Linked DNA regions of Homo sapiens: region 1 is linked to region 2. Evidence: chromatin contacts called from ENCODE Hi-C or POLR2A ChIA-PET data. All regions are on one chromosome and are shown on one strand. Each heading gives the region's core, a stretch centred on a gene start or an enhancer-like site at or near the end of the contact. The rest is flanking DNA. Distances are from core to core; before and after follow the strand shown.

What was found. A loop is a pair of places that touch in the nucleus more often than their neighbours do. ChIA-PET counts read pairs that join two places held with the same protein, here RNA polymerase II (POLR2A). Pooled maps may share reads with other maps.
Region 1: a loop to region 2 is called in a map of Caco-2, with 2.7 times the contacts of the local background. The contact joins two enhancer-like sites. A Hi-C loop is called at or near these places in 4 of 168 maps with a recorded cell type or tissue (Caco-2, MCF 10A, aorta and 1 more), 9 of 37 single-sample maps with no recorded cell type and 10 of 50 pooled maps. POLR2A ChIA-PET finds 5 or more read pairs at or near these places in 5 of 52 experiments (GM12878, HEK293T, MCF 10A and 2 more).

The regions. Positions count from the first base shown.
Region 1 is chr10:88,388,203-88,390,902 of GRCh38, reverse strand. All of the region lies in intron 4 of RNLS (renalase, FAD dependent amine oxidase), which reads left to right. Among named protein-coding and RNA genes, the nearest start is that of RNLS, 190 kb to the left of the region's middle. Within about 2 kb of position 1,287, at least 3 of the 41 ENCODE cell types and tissues checked have a DNase peak (open chromatin) inside an H3K27ac peak, as active enhancers do.
Region 2 is chr10:88,226,478-88,229,234 of GRCh38, reverse strand. All of the region lies in intron 1 of LOC101929727 (a long non-coding RNA gene), which reads right to left. It also overlaps a transcript of RNLS not described here. Among named protein-coding and RNA genes, the nearest start is that of RNLS, 360 kb to the left of the region's middle. Within about 2 kb of position 1,430, at least 8 of the 41 ENCODE cell types and tissues checked have a DNase peak (open chromatin) inside an H3K27ac peak, as active enhancers do.

The DNA of each region.
Region 1 (2,700 bases), core at 38-2,537, 160 kb before region 2:
ATTTGGTCCTAGGCTTAAATCATTACATACAGATTTTTTAAAAATCTACATGAATAGTTGGTGGGACAGTAAAATCTAACATGATATGGAACTTCCCCTTACCTCCCTGACTACTACCCACTGAATGTCAGTTAACAGTCCCATAATAATTTATACTTTGAGACACCCTTCCCAAGAAAAATGGCCCTCATAAACTTCCAAAATATCCCCTAGAAGGCAGTACCATTCCTCTGAGAGCCACTGCTTTAGAAGAGCCAGCTGTTAGTTGTTTTTTGGCTTTGGGTTTTTTAAAATCTGAGGTGCACCAAGTTTCAAAGAAAGGTCCCCAATAAGAAAACCAACAAGCTGACTAAATGCATGTGTGCTATGGTCCCTGCTCACTACTCCTCTGCCCCACATTCCACCTTTCAGGAAGTTTGAGTACTGAAATAATACTAAATAATTTGCAGACACTTTGGGGGATTGGATGCTCAAACACTTTTTTCCCCTCTTTTATCTTATTTGGAATGAGAGTTTTATTTAGTGCATTCAGACGAACGAATATTAAAAACTTCCTTAGGTCCTCAAAGAAGGGCCTTGACATCTTTCCTTAGTGAGCTGGTCCAATGTTCTAAATCCTCTGAGCAGGATCCCTGTGGTGTGTGACCCAGATAGCGTCCCAGAGACTTTCACTTTATTTCCTTGTGAAGACACGTGAAAGCTGCTTTATCAAGGAGTCACTAAGTCTGGTCACAACACAGTTTCAAGGAACCAACACTGGGACACTTACCATTTTGATGATTTTATCAGCTTTGATGGTGAGCCTAATTACAAAAGTCCTATCAAATGAATATCCACTGGTTCTTGATAGACCACAACCAAATTGTATTTCCCCCTTGTGTTCCTAGCTATTTATGAATATTGTTGCAAATGCTGTAATTGCCATCACCTTCTTCTGACTTTCTCAATATAATACCTAATTAGTCAGTGTCAGTGTTGCCAGATGATATGAAATGCTGTGGCTTCTGGCCCTCATTTTCTAATGGATTTGGAATTGTATGTATTTATGTCATTGCTCTTCCTTTATAGCAACTACATGCCCTATCCCTGAATCTGTAAATATTCTGAGGCAGGTATATCTTGTAGTCCCCCAATAGCAAGAGTACCCTGCTTATAGTTTTTGGACATTTGTATTTAATGTTGCTCCTTTTATTTCTGTATGCATTCTCACTAGATAGGGCTTTAGCTTTAAAAACTGTGCGAATTTCATTCCACCAGAGGGCACCATGGTAAACTTCACTTTCAAAAGGATCCTTAACAACTCAGTTAAGAAATCCCTAAAAGGATCCTTAACAACTCAGTTAAGAAATCCCTAAAACCGAAATATTGAAACAAATGAATGTAATTAAAGCAGCAATACCTTTGACCAAGATATTTATTCCATCGTGACTTTTAAATCTCTATAGAATGATTCATTTTGCTAAGGGTATGTTAATCACTCTCAAGCACAACTTTGACAAATCAAAAATAGATAGCAGGCTTTATTATGGCCAATGTGTGAGCTCCACAGACTGTCAAAAAAAGAAAACAACAATAACAAAAAAAAACCCAGCACAGTTCTGTTAGGAGACATACCTCTCCTTTTCTGGCTCCAAAAGAGAATGAATGCTTTTTGAATCCTAGGAGGTAAACCAATATCGTAATTTCCTACATGCTACAAAATAGCCATCTTTAGTAAAGCTCCAATTTCAGGGTGGATTTTAATTGTTTACTACTAATAAACCTTGGGAGTTAATTTATACCATCCCTCAAGTCCCAACACAAACAGATTCCCTTTTCCAGAACTCATGGTGGCAAGATTCCATAGAACTCCCCAGATGATGGCAGCTACTATCAGAGCTCTCAACTCTGACAGGAATTAACAAATAACAGGTTACAAACAGGAAACACAGTGTCTCATATCCATGGCTCCACTGATGCATGGTACTATGTAACATGTAGGGTATGTTAATTCCCTGATATTTATTCACTTATTCATTCGACACATAGTTATTGAGTATCTCCTGTGTACCACGTTGTAAGCTCTGGGGATACAGTGATGAGGGCAATTGACCTGATCCTTGTCTTAATGGAGTTTGATTACTAGTAGGGGGAAGTCATATAAAAAGACGATGATAAACAAGGAATCAAATAAAAACATAAGTAATTTCAGTTTGAGAGGTCACAGAAAGTTAATAAAAAGGTTCTATGAGAATGAAGGGAACTCTCACACAGCTTGTGAGAGTAGGACTGTCTGTGTAGATAGCATGAGATAGGAGAAAGAGCTAGCCATGTGATAACATGGAGACAGGGACCAGCAAAATATTTAAGTCTCTTCAGCTGGAAAGACTGTGCTGTGTTCTGATAACAAAAAGGAGGCCTCCATAGCTAGAACAGTGAGTCCTAGGCAGAGTGAGGCAAATTAAACTGGGGCCAGATCCTGGGAAGGATTTTGAATTATTCTCAGGCATGTTTTAAGCAGGATGGCATAGTCCAGAGAATGGATTTCAAGGGAAGGAGGCAAGAGCTGGGGAAGACAGGGTGCCAGAAAGTATTGAAACCAAATAGCAAGTTATTGCAGTGGCTCAGAAGGAGAAAACAATGGTGATTATGGAGATGAACAGAGTAGCCTTATTCAAGGTGTGTTTTAGAAGTAGAATCTACAGGACTTGCTGATAAATT
Region 2 (2,757 bases), core at 181-2,680:
AGGCACTTGAATTGGGGTATTCTGTCATGTATCCCAGGTATTCTAACAGATACAGTTCTATTAATAGAAATTGTTAGGTTGGAAGAAGATCTTTTATTTTTAGACCTTATGAATTTATGAATTTATGTCCATTTAAAAGTGGAAGTGTAATGTAAGTGAAATTTAGAGGTGTAATTCTAGATCTGAAGAAGGGGATGGATGGGTGGATTGATGGATTGATTGATTGACTGAGGAGTTACATGCTCAGAGCTGAAGGCTGAAGCCCAAGGGTGAGGACATAGAGAATGCAAAGAAAAGTCTGAGCTACATGGACTCCCTACATTGAGTAGGAGGAAGAGGAAGAGAAATCAGTGAAAGAAACTGAGAGAAGGTCTGTATAAAAGGATGAGGGAAAGCTTGAGATGCTACATGTGCTGTTATGCAAACCAAAAAGTGAATTCAGGAAGAAACGAGATAAAGTTTGGATCAAATTCCGCCAAGAAACCAAGGCAGAAGTAGCAAAGATAATGTGGTTAGATAGACAAGGTGATCACTGTAAGGAAAAGATAAGGCAAAAACAAAGGTAGTTTCGTGGAGTGATTGTGGCAAAAACCAGATTTGAGAAGATGTGGGTTGGAAGACAGTGGTGGACACCGAAGAAGTAGTGGCACTTCCTTATGGAAGTTGTTGTGGAATGCATTACTGTATTCACCAATATCTGGTTCTACTCCCGTTCCAGGCACACGGAAAATGGTACTTCCCAGCGTCCTTGCACTGTGGAAGAGTATGTGGTAGTTCTTCAGAGAAATGTGAAGTGGGTTCTTTCTGGACTGAGGCAGGGAAAAGCCTGTGCCAGATTCATCCCTGCTGCAGTGGTCATGGGGGAGGCCCTGTGCAGAAACAACAAAACTGAAAGATGAAAAACCCGTGATTGCTGAATCACTGAATACAGCATAAGTCCTCTTGAGAAAAGCCACCCAATCTTCTGTGGCCATTGCATGTACAAGAAATAAACTTATTTAAGCCACTAGGAAAGCAGCAAAAGAGAACAGCAAAGTTGAGGAAAAGAGTTTTGTTTTTGTTTTTGATTTTTTACATATTTATGGTAAGTAAGACCAAACCATGTTTGCTAGGAAAATGGAAAGAGAGGAATAACCTGAAGATGACAAAGCAATGGTCTAAAGAAATCAGAAAGTATGGCAACACACAAGCCACGAGGTGAGTCTCCGCCCTTCTTCCAAGAGAGATGTAAAAATCTAGGCCCAGGATGAATACCCGGCAGTTTTAGTTGGAGAGGGAAGTTGAGGAAGCCCACCCTCCTTAGTCCACGTACTAGACTTCTGAGACAAGCAAGCAGAGGCTGGAATTTGGAATCTTAGGAGCAGAGCAATTTCAAGGGATGACGAGCGTCTACGACAGAAATAACCATGCATGCAATGATCGCCTCTGCATATCAGCCTCCTGGCAGCTGTCCATGTAGGATGACTGGCAAGGAATGATATAAACTGCATTTCATTCTCTTGGTTCAAATTCTATAGGCAGCAGAATTATCATTATTTGAAAAGTAAAGTCATACCCAGAAAGGGTTAAAACTCTTCTTTTCCCAAGTTCTAGCCTGCCACCCCCACTATTTCCCCAGTCCTTTAACTAAATTAGCTATTCCATTGACAGGCCAGCACTGGTCCCTCACAGAACAACACATGCTGTGCTCTCTCTGTGAGTGCACTCGTGGTGAACTTTGAGCCACACATCTGCTGCAGGGAAGAAACTCTTATTCCCAAATGGCTGACATTAGCTGAGGATGCTGGGTTCATCGCTACCATAGCATATTGTTATTAGATAAGCTGCTGGAGAATCAGAGGAGTAAATTTAGTTATTATGTCTTTACCTCATTATAGTGCATTCCCAACTATTGTTCATTTCATCAGCTTGATATTGTTCTATGTTTCTACAAAGTGAATGCTTGGATTAAAACCAGTATCTACTCTCCTTTACCCCTAAGCCATTGCTGTATCTAGGCTAAGGATGTATTTTCACCATGTCATTTCTCCAAGACTCTTTCTTTGATTTAAAGCATGAATCAGCAAACATGTTCTATAAAGGGCCAGATAGTAAACATTTCAGTCTTTTTTGGGCCATATGACCTCTCTTGCAACTACTCAACTCTGCTGTTGTAGTCCAAAAACCATAGATAATAACTAAATGAATGGGCATGATTGTGTTCTACTAAAACTTTATTTACAAAACCAGGCAGTGGGTTGGATTTTGCCCATGGGCTATTCTTTGTCAACCCTGGTTTAAAGTATGGATTCGCAAGAAAGCTTCAGGTGAACAGACAGATTTTTAAAGTATCTTTTCACATGTTCATCTCTTAGAAGGAAAAAAAAGACATTTTGCTGGACTCTTTTTACCCTCTGCAGACAACAGTATGGTATTTTTCCCCTTTTAATATTTTGCATCTTAAGTTTTTAGATTCCTCCTCCACTGCCAAAAAAAAAAAAAAAAAAAAAAAAAAAAGTGAAGGGAGAAGAATTTTAATTCAGAGAAGAGAGGGTTAAATGGTTAAAAAATTAGAGGGTGAAAGTATCACTTATCTGCAAACACAGCCTCTTCTTTAGAAACTGATTTACCCAGACATTGAATTGATTATAAGATATGTAGAGTAAAAACAAATTTGCTGACCTTCATTTCAGAGAGCAAAGGTTAAATTCATACCCTGTAGGATGGTGCTGCTAAATTGCTCCCAAGCTGCCTAGTGACATATTTTCAAAAAATATC